Regions from separate parts of the Homo sapiens genome. Here all the other regions are linked to region 2. A link is a contact called in ENCODE Hi-C or POLR2A ChIA-PET data. All regions are on one chromosome and are shown on one strand. Each heading gives the region's core, a stretch centred on a gene start or an enhancer-like site at or near the end of the contact. The rest is flanking DNA. Distances are from core to core; before and after follow the strand shown.

Region 1 (2,728 bases), core at 91-2,590, 6.8 Mb after region 2:
AATGACTACAAAGTTAAATGTCTATGTCAAAAGAAAATTTATTGACTTCATTATTAGAATATGAAGTGGTTTTTTTTGCTTTAAAACTTTGTTTAAAATATCTAAGGAGGCCAGGTATTAACTCTGAAAAAACTGTATAATTATTTATAAAACAGATCCCATAGGAGCAACTGAACAGCTGTGGAAAGATTTGGCACATCACTTTGCCAGCCTGAATTTAATGACCTACATGTGAAGGGCTACATATCCAATTACTAATCCTCCCTCAGCTACTCTTTGCCCTCATATGGAGGCAGCTGAAAAAAGATGCCCTACTAACAGATCAGAAGTGGATCCAGACTTTTTTGCCAGTGCTCAGTTAACAAAGATCTTTTAGGTTTGAGATGAGGAAGAAACAGAAGAGGGACTCACAACAGTGTTATAGCTGATACAGTGTTTCAAGTAAAATTTAAGGGCTTATGGCAAGAGTGACTTTAGTTTTGTAACTAAAGTCAAAGAAATTTCGGCTCTTTTAGAGAATCTCAAATTCTGGATTTAATTTTCTATTCACTGAAGCCTTTAAACATGTTCAAATATCTTCAAGGATAATTTACTTCAAAATTCTTTCTATATGAGAAGCCAGTCTTCTATTCAAGATGCAAACCTCATTCTTACCTTCAAATTCTGCAATAATCACCTATTAGAAGTAGAGGAGAAAAAAACTAAATAGAAAATGACAATCTACGGGGTTGTATTTCATTTCTCTCTCAGTTGACATGATCTATATATAGCAAAAGATTATATAAGGTCAAGTATTATAAACAATGAAATGTCATCTGATGTTTTGCAAAACAGCATAGGAAAAATAGCTCAAGGAATGAATAAAGAGTAAAGCTATGGCTGTTTTACTTCAGCCATAAAAAAGCCTTACAGATTCTAAATTTAAATGCATTTTATTGTGAATCTGACTCACTTTTTGAATTTAATTTTCCACTTGAGTTATGTAAAATCATGTGATATGGTAATTTTCTGTATAAATTAAAAATAATATAGGCAAGAGATGTTTTTCTCTCATTTTCAACACAGAAAAATTAGGAGCCTTTCTTCGTTGTTTTGCATTTTTAACAGTGGGACTATCTTAATTCCTTCATCCAATACTCACAAGAATATATGAATGAATACACGTCTGCAGGTACACACTTAATTCTTGAACGGGAAAAAACAGACATCACTGTAACTACCTCCCACTCCCAAAACACTAACTCCAGACCCCGCCCCGCATAAACCCCTCCCCTTTCTTCCATTGCGGGTTCGAAATGGCCGCAGTTCGATGACGTAAGACGCAACCGCCGTAGCCTCCACTGCGTAACTACCGCCCCTGCCTCTGGGAATTGAAGTTTCTGTGGAAGGAAGCGTGAGCCGTAACCAGGCCAACCCAGAAAGGCTTTCTTTCTGAGATTTCACTTCCCTGTCAACTCTTCAGCTCGGTAAGTGTCCTGGCACTGGTTGGCGCTCCCCCGCACTATGGTATTCTCTGGACGCAAAGGGGCGCGTGCCATGCAGCCCCCTACTAGCAACAAGGGCTTCCGGGGGAGAGGGGAGCAGTGGTGTGGAAGTGGTTTCCTGCGGCGCTCTTGCTGAAGGAAATGACGTCGATGACAGGCGCCCCCCGCGGCCTACCCAGCTGCTCCCTGGTTCGCCAGAGACAGCTTAATCCCGTCTCTGAAATGCGTTTGCTGGCTGGGAGCCTAGAAGGGATAGTGGGCGAGGCTCCGCCCCGTGGTGGGGCGCTTTCCGTCGGCGTGTGTTTTGGGGTTGCCATCGGCCCGTAGTATGTGAAAAGTGAGTTTGCAAAGAATCAGTGGGAAATCTGTACTCTAAAGGGCCGGAAAGCGTGTTATGGCCCTGCCACTTCGTGGCTAGAGACCGTGGGCTTTACCTCTTTAAAGCTGCCTTACCTCATTTTTCCTGCAAAGGGCTGACGTCGCTGAACTCTCTGAAATGTAGAGAGCCCGAGGGGAAGTTGCTGCAGGTGCTGTGAGCTGAGGACAGTTTTATAAAGATCGAAGTGTTACTTGATTTCACTGAAATACTTTAAATTTGGGAATTTTTCTACAGATATGAAGAGGATGGCAACACATTACTTGTCACTTTCTGAAAGAATTTCATCTGCCCCTTCCATTCCCAACCCTCTGCCCAAAAGGCTTGACAACTGAAGTGAACAAAGGGCTTTTCGCTCCTCCACGTTTAGTCCGCATGTCTTTTAAAAGGGCATTCCTGGCCGGGCGCGGTGACTCACGTCTGTAATCCCCGCACTTCGGGAGGGCAAGGCGGGTGGATCACCTGAGGTCAGGAGTTCGGGACCAGCCTGACCAACATGGTGAAACCCCGTCTCTACTGAAAATACAAAATTAGCCGGGCGTGGTGGCGCATGCCAGTAATCCCAGCTACTGGGGGGGCTGAGGCAGGAGAACTACTTGAACCCAGAAGGCGGAGGTTGCAATCAGCCGAGATTGCGCCATTGCACTCCAGCCTGGGCAACAAGAGCGAAACTCCGTCTCAAACAAACAAGAAAGGCCGGGCGCAGTGGCTCATGCCTGTAATCCCAGCACTTTGGGAAGCCGAGGCGGGTGGATCACGAGGTCAAGAGATGGAGACCATCCAGGCCAACGTGGTGAAACCCCGTCTCTACTAAAAATAACAAAAATTAGCTGGGCGTGGTAGCGCGCACCTGTAGTCCCAGCTACTC
Region 2 (2,802 bases), core at 149-2,648:
TATGCCTTGGCCTCCCATGACCCTCTTACCTCACAATAAGGCCATCTTTTACCTGGTTAAGATTTGCAGACTAGACCCATTACATACCTTGTCATTAAATACCTATAATATACCCTAACCTTTGCAATCTTGACAGATGTGATTTCCATTTTATAGACAGATCCAGGAAAATTACATGACTTATCTGAATCCCTTCAAGTACCACATAGCAAAGCCATGATTTTAACTTGTGTTTGCCACTCTGAAACTCACACTGGAATTCATTTTTCAAGTGTCCTCCAAAGCCTAATTAAATAAAATTAACCCTGTCATCTATAATACTCTTACATATCCAAATTAAGTGCATCAAGAATATAACTGGCCATTTCTTACCACCCATAGTCAAACCACCATTATGCTTCCTCTGGATTATTGCAAAACTCTTCTTATTGGTCTCCTTTCTCCTACCACGTCCTCCTCTGTGTATTTTCCTTAAAGAGTGACCCTCTTAAAAGGAAGTCAGAGCCCATCACTCTACTGCTCAAAACGCTCCAAAGTCCTATTTCATTTAGAATAAAAGTTAGATGTCCTCAAGATCTTCATGACCTGCTCGCCTTGATTTAATCTCCAGTGAAGGACTAAACCCTTCACTCAACTCTGCCCTACAGGCCTCCTTGCTATTCTAGCACGTTTCTGCTTCATGACCTCTGCAATGGCTGGTCCCTCTGTCTGACTGCACTTTCCCAAGATATTCGCGTGGTTAAATCTCCCACTTCTGTCAGCCCTTTACTTAAAAGTCATCTTTTCAGCAAGACCTTCCTGTGTCACTTTATACCCTTCTTCCCTGCTTTACGTTTCTCTTCAGGACTATCACGACCTAAAATACAGTATGTTTCTAATTACTTTGCTTAGTATGTGCCTTCCTCTCTAAAATGTGAGCTACAAGTAGACACAGATTTCCGTCTGTTTTGTTCACTGCTGTTCACCTAATGCCTAGAACGGTGTCTGGAATAGAGTGGGCGCTTAATAACTATTCGCTCAATGAATAAATTCCTGTCTTCACCCTCCTCTCCCCCAAAGCACCTAAGTCCTTTGACACACACATTCACATAACAGTAAATACGCTTAGGGATCGATATTTTTCTGTAGCATTCTTAACTTAGGCCTGCATCCCATTTCTCAAACGTGGCTCCTTTAGAAGGAAGTCTCAAACTCTTTCCTGTTTCCTTAGGCCAGGGCTGGTCCTGCTGCGAACGGACTACCCATTAGCAGCGCAGGCCAGGTCCTCTCTCCTGGAGGCAAGTTAGAGAAGGAAGACCCCTACGATCGCAATCGGCGATCCCCGAGTGAGTGACCCGCCACGACGTCACTCACATGAAGCGGAGGACCACGGGTTCCGAGACAGCCACAGCAGGAAGCATGTAGGTCCAGCCACCCGCGTACTATAGCAGTGAGAAAGGACCCAATGAGGTGTCCTTGCTGAAAGCCTGAGTGTTCTACAGATTCAACCCTCAATTCTTTCTTCCTCTTCCTGTGCTCAGTCCCATTAACCTGCCATACCACGCTCCTCGTCTTCCATTCCCTCACCCAGTATTTTCAATCGACCCCCCCCGTCCCCCCGCACCTCTTTCTCTCTCGCTATATGTCCTTTCGTGGCCAGTTTGGGCAAGGGGAAGGACACCACAAGTCGGGGTCTTTCCTCAGCGTTGGGTCGCGGTGGCTGTGAGGGCGGAAGAAAAGGCCAGGCTGAGGGGAGGGTAGAGGGTGAAAAGCTCGGATCTGTGTTTGGGGAAGGCCAGGCTTGCGCTCCTCGCCGGGTTCCGCGAAGGTTAACCTTGGCTGACTTGGCTCGCGAGCAAAGGGCAGCGTCTGAGCTCCCGGCGTTCCAGGAGTGGCCTCTTTTGTAGGAGCACCTGAAATGCAGCGTCTGGTGCACTAAGCCGTAGCGGCAGCAGCAGCCACAGCGACAGCGCTGGGGCCCTGTGTAGAAGCTCCATCCCCCTTGTCTTTGTGCTTGCCTGCGTCCCCAGACTCAGAGGCAGGTATTTGGGTAATCCAGTTTTCCGTGTCGTAGTGGGTGGGGTCTGTGGGAGGTAGAGGACTATCAGGAGCAGTGAGTGGCCCCGCATGTCTTCAGAATAGATAGAGAACCGAGCTGTGGAGCCGCTTGCTGATAGGTACTGTCTCCATCCCTAGCTACAGCCCGCCTTTCCTGTAAATCAGGTTCACCTGAGTCGTTTGGGAACCGTAGGCTTAGTAATCGCTCTGTCACTGCCTCAAAGGAAGGCTAAAGGAGGTTAGAGAATCTAGAATCCGCCCCTCCATTACTCACCTTGGAGGCAGAATTTTGCTTTGGTTTGTTTCTGGCCCTCGAGGTTTAGTCAGTCGTCAAAGTGTAACACCCCCTTGAGCAGTAGGAGAAAGTGAAGCAGAGGAAGGAAGTTACTTGAGGATTGTCAGTGGCTGCTTTTCAAGGATCCCTGTCCTGGTTTCTATCTATTTGAGACAAAAATAACCTCTTGAGAGAATGTATATATAAAATAAATGAATTAGTATCATTTTCCTGTTGAAGAAATGTGAAATTTTATTCATGATAAAATCGGCGTCTTTTGCCCTATTTTTTACTTTCTTTCCCCATTCGAGTCGTTTAAAACTCTAAGTTCTTTGAGGGCACAGAGTCTGACTTGTTCATTATCCTTTGCCCACCAGCTGGAAAAACAACTGACTTAAAATAGGGGCTTCAAAATATTTGTTGAATGAATGAATTTTCAAGCCCAACTGCTTGCACTGCTGTTTCCCTCATCTAATCTCTCATCTCTACGT
Region 3 (2,813 bases), core at 145-2,644, 6.4 Mb after region 2:
TGCCTGGCTAATTTTTGTATTTTTAGTAGAGATGGGGTGTCACCATGTTGGCCAGGCTGGTCTTGAACTCCTGACCTCGTAATCTGCCCGCTTCGGCCTCCCAAAGTGCTGGGATTACAGGTGTGAGCCACCATGCCCAGCATAGAGTATATGTTTCAAAATGTTCGTCACATTGAAACTATTCAATTATGTTAAAAAATGTAATACACTAAAACACTGCAAATGAGATTGAGACACTACTGTCCCCAAGCAGCTGGAGATGTACATAGGTGTTAATAACCTACTAGTTGGAAGGATAGTACTGTGTGTACAGTACCATTACTTTAACCTCATCATTTGCAACTGATTGCATTGCATGGACCCTCTAACTGCCTGAAAATCATGTCAGAGTTACTCCATCGACATTTGCCGAACATTTGTCATGTGGCAAAATACTTACTGTAGAAAAGTTGACACATAATAGCTCTGAGGTTTCACTAAATGAGCTTTACACACCAGGCTACAGGTACAACCCATTGATGTGTAGTCTCCAAAAAATATGGTTTATGATTTGATTAAAGAATACTGCCTCGCCAGAAGCTCCCTAAGTATAGACAAAAAGGGTTTCGTGACCAGTGAGGTGACTTGGCTTCACCGTTTGCTGTCACAGAACTATTCCGTGGAGGATTTCATAAGTAGTGAGGGAGAGGTGGAAGACCCGGCTGAAAATAAAGTGGGAGCAGCGGGTCGTGATCTGTTGGTGGCTGGGGACTCGCCTAGACGGAAGAAACACGGAATCTCTACTAAGGCTGTGGAAGGCGTCAGGGCAAACCTCAGACTCCTCTCACTGGACGCGTTCGCGCCACCTGTCAGACGGGAGGAGCCGCCAGGGATTGAGAGGGTAGGGAAGGGGTGTCCGGGGCCCCGGAAAGCGGCTGCGGGTCGCAGGTCTCCGCCCGAGAGGCGCTGGGAATGGGGCTGGGAGTGGTGGGGGCGGCGTGCTACATACCGAGGAGACTTCACGTGGTCTCTAGAGCCCTGCTAGGGGACCCGGGACGCTACCGCGCGCCCCTCCCCTGAGGTCTCAGCTCCTCCTCCCAGGCACGTGATCGCAGCCGGCTGGTAACTGCGCTCCTGCAGCGTAGCTCGCTCTGTTTCTTCCCTCCCGCCGCGGTGCCCTTCTTCTCCCCCGTTCCCATCCCTCCGCCTTCCCCCGCCTCTCCCCCCACGCCCCAATCGCGGCTTGAGATTAGAAGCGCCCGCCCCTCCACCCTTTTCTTCGCTTGCTCATTGGCTGAAGTCTCAAGGACGCGTCCCGAGGGCGGGTGGCAGCCATTGGTGGGATGAGCAATCCGAGTTCCCGGATGAGGGAACATTCTGCAGTATAAAGGGAGCAGGGAAGGCGGGAGACAGCGCAGTTTGAATCGCGGTGCGACGAAGGAGTAGGTGGTGGGATCTCACCGTGGGTCCGATTAGCCTTTTCTCTGCCTTGCTTGCTTGAGCTTCAGCGGAATTCGAAATGGTAAACTTCGCAGAGACGCTCGATGACTCCGCGGGTTTTTGCCGGCGAGAGAAAAACCCGTTACACAGAGGGATGGGGGTGAAGTGGCGACGGTTGGGAACGCGCGGAGACAGGATTTAGAAGAGTGGGGGGAGGTGTTTTGTCGGCTGCTAGCGGAGCAGCCTCGGATCTCGCGGCGGGCGGCGACGGTTGGGTGGCGCGCGCAGCGCCGCTGGGGGCCGGCGGGCGGAGGCGCGCGGCCGTGGCGAGCGCGCGGCGGGGGGCGAACGGGCGGGGTCGCCCCTGCGGCGCGCCGCGGGCCGGAGACCCCGGCAGGGTGCGGGGACGCGCTCGCGGCGGGACGCGCCGCGGTGGGGGATGGGCGCGCCGCCTTGGTAATTCTATATTCTCCGTTCCTCCTCCGCTCGCGGGCGTGTGCGCGCCGCAGGCTGGCGGTAAGGCTGGAAAGGACTCCGGAAAGGCCAAGACAAAGGCGGTTTCCCGCTCGCAGAGAGCCGGCTTGCAGGTCAGTAGTTGTTCGTGCAGTCTGGGAGTCATGATGTTTTTCTTTGCATTTCCTTTTTTGTTATTCATCGCTCTCGATGGGCGTTTTGTGTATGCGTGGGTGATGCGGTGTCGCGACTTGGGCTGCCCATACGATAAATATGGGGGGGAGGAATCACGTGTTTCGATGTCGGGACGCGTTGCTGCGCCCGTGCCCCTTGCTTTGGCGCGCATATAATTTCCCCATCTCTAGTTCTCATTTTTGTGCATTTATGTTTGTGTATGCTTAAAATTTAAGTTCCCAGTGGGCCGTATTCATCGACACCTAAAATCTAGGACGACCAGTCATGGACGTGTGGGCGCGACTGCCGCTGTGTACAGCGCAGCCATCCTGGAGTACCTCACCGCAGAGGTAAATGGGTGAACGCCTATAATCCGGAGAAGGTTTGGGGGGCGGGGAGGCGGCAAGAGGGAAGGAGGAAAGTGATGCAAGAAAACTCCCAGGCCCTGAACGCGGCGAGAGGCCTAAGAGAACGCTAGAGGGAGCTGGTGTTCAACAAGGATCCTACTGAGCTTGAGTTCTCTGCTCTTGGAATTAAAATTGCGTGCCCCCTGTATATCTTGCCAGTCAGATAGTGAGGAACGATTCCAGTTGGTAGATCTGCGTTTGTGAGGGTTTTATTCTGTTCTCTGAATCTTGGCCAAAGGAAAGTTGGAAGGCAACTGACAGATTCTGCCTTTTAGGTACTTGAACTGGCAGGAAATGCATCAAAAGACTTAAAGGTAAAGCGTATTACCCCTCGTCACTTGCAACTTGCTATTCGTGGAG
Region 4 (2,935 bases), core at 267-2,766, 7.4 Mb after region 2:
TATAAGCAGACAGGCACAGGCAGCCTGCATACACTCCTTTTCCTGGTGTCAACATTATTTAAAAGCATGGGAAATAGTAATGAGACAGTGTCTTCTTCATTAGAACCTTAGGAGTCTACTAGATTTCTTCATCTCTATTTGTTGTTATTAGTAGCCAAACTGTGCAAAAAACACGGTCTTGAGAAATGACAGCACAGTATCTTAGAGGGAAAGGAAATGTAGGATGCCAGTGTGGGGACAAATTTCTGATTGCCAGTGATTGTTGTGAGCATAACAATAATTTCATGAACATTAAAGCCTCTATTGAGGGCAGCTGCAGTTGTAAAGGAAAAAAAATGGTCCTGAACATTTAAAACTACACTGGTGTACATCATAATCAAACAAAGTAAACAGAAAAAAATTTAAACTTTGCTAAAAAAAAAAAGCAGAAGCACTTGATCTTTAGGAAGGCACGCAGTTGCTTATTATGAATCATTTCTAGAGTCCGATGCATTTTCAAAGCCGGTTACAGTCATTACGAAGCACACCCTTGTGAGGTAAGTGTATCATCACCTTTGGTTCATAAATAAAAAAGCTGAGACGCCGAGCGATTAAGTCACTCGCCTAAGGAGAATGAGTCAACGTCAAGAGTCATAGTTGACCCGGCCTAAAGACTCCAGACCATCAGTCCAGGGCTTAGTCAGCGGGGCCCGGAGTGGCTTCCCTGGCTGGCATCTGGACTTAGGCTATTTCCGTGCACGTAAAAGCGGAATATTGGAACGGTTGCACAGAACTTCCAAATAATTTTTACCGCCACGCAAGATTTAGCCCTGAGGTCTTAATCTCAGGATTTGGGACAGTAAAAGCTGTCGTCCCTCCCCCTCGTCCAGCCGGTGGCAAGCGGGTACTGCGGGCGGTTCCGTCCGTCCCCTTTCGCAGAAATGGCAACGAATGACCACCAGCATTAGCTGAGCCAGGGGACGTGGGAGGGTTGATTGCCTAAACGACTCTGCATCGCCGCCTCTTTTTGAAACTAAGAGAAAATGGTGGGAGATCAAAAGAAAACTAAATAAACACACAGGCAACTTGTCCTGGGACCTCAACTAAGCAAATGAAGCCTTATTGTGTGTGCTGAGCCTGCAGTTCCCAACCTTCCGGGGAAGATGGGAGGACAGGGCGACAAAGGGCACAGTAGGCTTGCCTGGCAGTAAGTGTGACCGCAGCTATCCAGGCGGAAGAGCAGAGGACTGAAACCACCCTCCAGCAAGCGAGTGTCCGCCGCGTTGAGAACCGCGCACCCTACCCATCGGCCACGTGACCAGTCCTTTTTAAAAAAAATTTCTTTACCTTAAAAAAAAAAAAAAAAAAAAGGTGGGGGAGAGACTCCACTTCCCAGAAGCCTCTCGTTACTCACGCAGCCGCAGTCTTGCGCAGGTGCCGCCAGGGCCAAACGGACATATCCGTCACGTGGCCAGAAGCTGGCCAATCCGGTTTGAATCTCATTTTTTTCCTCTTACCCCCCCTTCTGGAGCGGTTGTGCGATCAGATCGATCTAAGATGGCGACTGTCGAACCGGTGAGTATTGCCTTTGGCCCCCACCCCCACGGGTCCCCGCGCTCCGTCTTCCTTCTGACTGGGGGACTCCGCGGGACGGCGTTCCCGGCGCGCACTGTACCCCTTGCCGCCCCTTCCCCTTCATGTTGGACCTGACCTCCCGCGGACAAGTGGGGACGTCCCGGAGGATGGCCGAGGCGGCGTGTAGCGCACACTTTCTGGTGGGGGCCCGAGAACTGGGGGAGCGGTGTGGGGGAGGGGCGGCGTGGCGCCTCCTGCGGAACCGCGAGGTGTCTACAGGGTGGAGGGTAGCTGGGGTTCTGGGCTGGGTATGCGAGGATGGTGTCTTCATGATAGGAAGGCGCAGGGCCGGCTCCCAGCGAGTACTGGGATCCGCAGGCAGGGTGGGCGGCGAGCCGGCCTGGAGTGAGATGGAGGAGGGAGCCCTGGAGCAGCCTTTCCCTCCCTGCAGAACCCCAGCTCCGGGGCTCGGGTGCGGGGCGCGCGCACGTCTTCCTTAGACCGGTGGACTGGGGAGCTGGTGGGCGAGTGTTGCCGGAGGGTGGGTTAGGCGGGAGTGGTGCCGCGGCACGCGCGGAGGAGCTTCGACCTCGCTTAGGGGAGTTGAGAGGGGCGAGCGTCTGTTAATCCAGCGCGCCGGAGAGTTGCCGGTGTTTGCGCCAGGGGAAGCGAGAAAGGTCTGGGGTGGGAAGGAACACTCGTGTGTCACGGTGAAGCTCTCCAAGTAGAATGAGGGATGGTGGTGGTGAGAAGGGGTATCACATTGTCCTCGCCCCTCCATGCTTGGGACTGGGCTGTCATGGAGGAGGGAAGGGGGAGGAGCGAGGCCTACAGATCGCTGTAGCCGGTCGGCTTGCCGGCCGGACCTGCTGCATTTCACACGCGCCCGTCTTCCATTCATTCATCCTTTCCGCGTAGTGCGCACGCCTCAGAGAATGCGAATGGGTCTCAATCCCTCTGTTCTTCCGAGTCTTTATCTCCTGGAAGATTTCTGAGACGCAGTTTATTGGAAATAGAAACTTTTAAATTTACTTTTCCATTTGACTTTTTTTTTCTCTTTATCTATGCTACAGACTTTCATTTCAATTTAGGCACCATTTTAAACTTAACTGAAGCAAGCTGGTCCCAGGGTAGGTTTGTAGTTAATCTTTAAGCAGAGGGTATATTTTTCATAATTTGGGTTTGCCAGGACTGGCTCACTGAAACTTCTGGGCCCTGTTGCCTTTTTAGAAACGACACAGCTAAGTGAAGATATCTTGTGTGCATAATGGGGTTTATTAGCAATCAGAAAACCTTTCACACTCTGGAACCAGCTCTAGACCTTGGTTGCCAGATACTTTTGTGTATCTTTTCATGGTAGCTTGTGGTTTTGCTAATGGTT

Evidence for each region. A loop is a pair of places that touch in the nucleus more often than their neighbours do. ChIA-PET counts read pairs that join two places held with the same protein, here RNA polymerase II (POLR2A). Pooled maps may share reads with other maps.
Region 1: a loop to region 2 is called in a map of CD8-positive, alpha-beta T cell, with 21 times the contacts of the local background. The contact joins the promoter of TRMT10A here to the promoter of AIMP1 in region 2. A Hi-C loop is called at or near these places in 3 of 168 maps with a recorded cell type or tissue (CD8-positive, alpha-beta T cell and naive thymus-derived CD4-positive, alpha-beta T cell), 1 of 37 single-sample maps with no recorded cell type and 10 of 50 pooled maps.
Region 3: a loop to region 2 is called in a map of B cell, with 22 times the contacts of the local background. The contact joins the promoter of H2AZ1 here to the promoter of AIMP1 in region 2. A Hi-C loop is called at or near these places in 2 of 168 maps with a recorded cell type or tissue (B cell and naive thymus-derived CD4-positive, alpha-beta T cell), 4 of 37 single-sample maps with no recorded cell type and 12 of 50 pooled maps.
Region 4: a loop to region 2 is called in a pooled map, with 15 times the contacts of the local background. The contact joins the promoter of EIF4E here to the promoter of AIMP1 in region 2. A Hi-C loop is called at or near these places in 1 of 37 single-sample maps with no recorded cell type and 6 of 50 pooled maps. POLR2A ChIA-PET finds 5 or more read pairs at or near these places in 1 of 52 experiments (A549).

What each region holds. Positions count from the first base shown.
Region 1 is chr4:99,562,651-99,565,378 of GRCh38, reverse strand. It overlaps TRMT10A (tRNA methyltransferase 10A), which reads left to right and starts at 1,340. Exons shown (of 8, transcript NM_001134665.3): 1 at 1,340-1,466. It also overlaps a transcript of MTTP not described here. RefSeq lists enhancers at 1,262-1,321, 1,672-1,801, 1,037-2,236.
Region 2 is chr4:106,315,146-106,317,947 of GRCh38, reverse strand. AIMP1 (aminoacyl tRNA synthetase complex interacting multifunctional protein 1) reads right to left here and starts at 1,398. Exons shown (of 7, transcript NM_001142416.2): 1 at 1,354-1,398. It overlaps TBCK (TBC1 domain containing kinase), which reads left to right and starts at 1,739. Exons shown (of 26, transcript NM_001163435.3): 1 at 1,739-2,017. RefSeq lists enhancers at 1,190-1,439, 1,930-1,989, 2,070-2,159.
Region 3 is chr4:99,948,856-99,951,668 of GRCh38, reverse strand. H2AZ1 (H2A.Z variant histone 1) reads left to right here and starts at 1,394. Exons shown (of 5, transcript NM_002106.4): 1 at 1,394-1,501; 2 at 1,929-2,006; 3 at 2,283-2,396; 4 at 2,729-2,813. The coding sequence starts at 1,499. H2AZ1-DT (H2AZ1 divergent transcript) reads right to left here and starts at 1,175. Exons shown (of 4, transcript NR_125923.1): 1 at 989-1,175. RefSeq lists silencers at 804-1,013, 1,054-1,103, 1,764-1,813, 1,894-1,983 and enhancers at 925-1,529, 1,474-1,563, 2,604-2,653, 2,135-2,740.
Region 4 is chr4:98,927,714-98,930,648 of GRCh38, reverse strand. It overlaps EIF4E (eukaryotic translation initiation factor 4E), which reads left to right and starts at 1,516. Exons shown (of 7, transcript NM_001968.5): 1 at 1,516-1,554. The coding sequence starts at 1,537. RefSeq lists an enhancer at 1-1,122.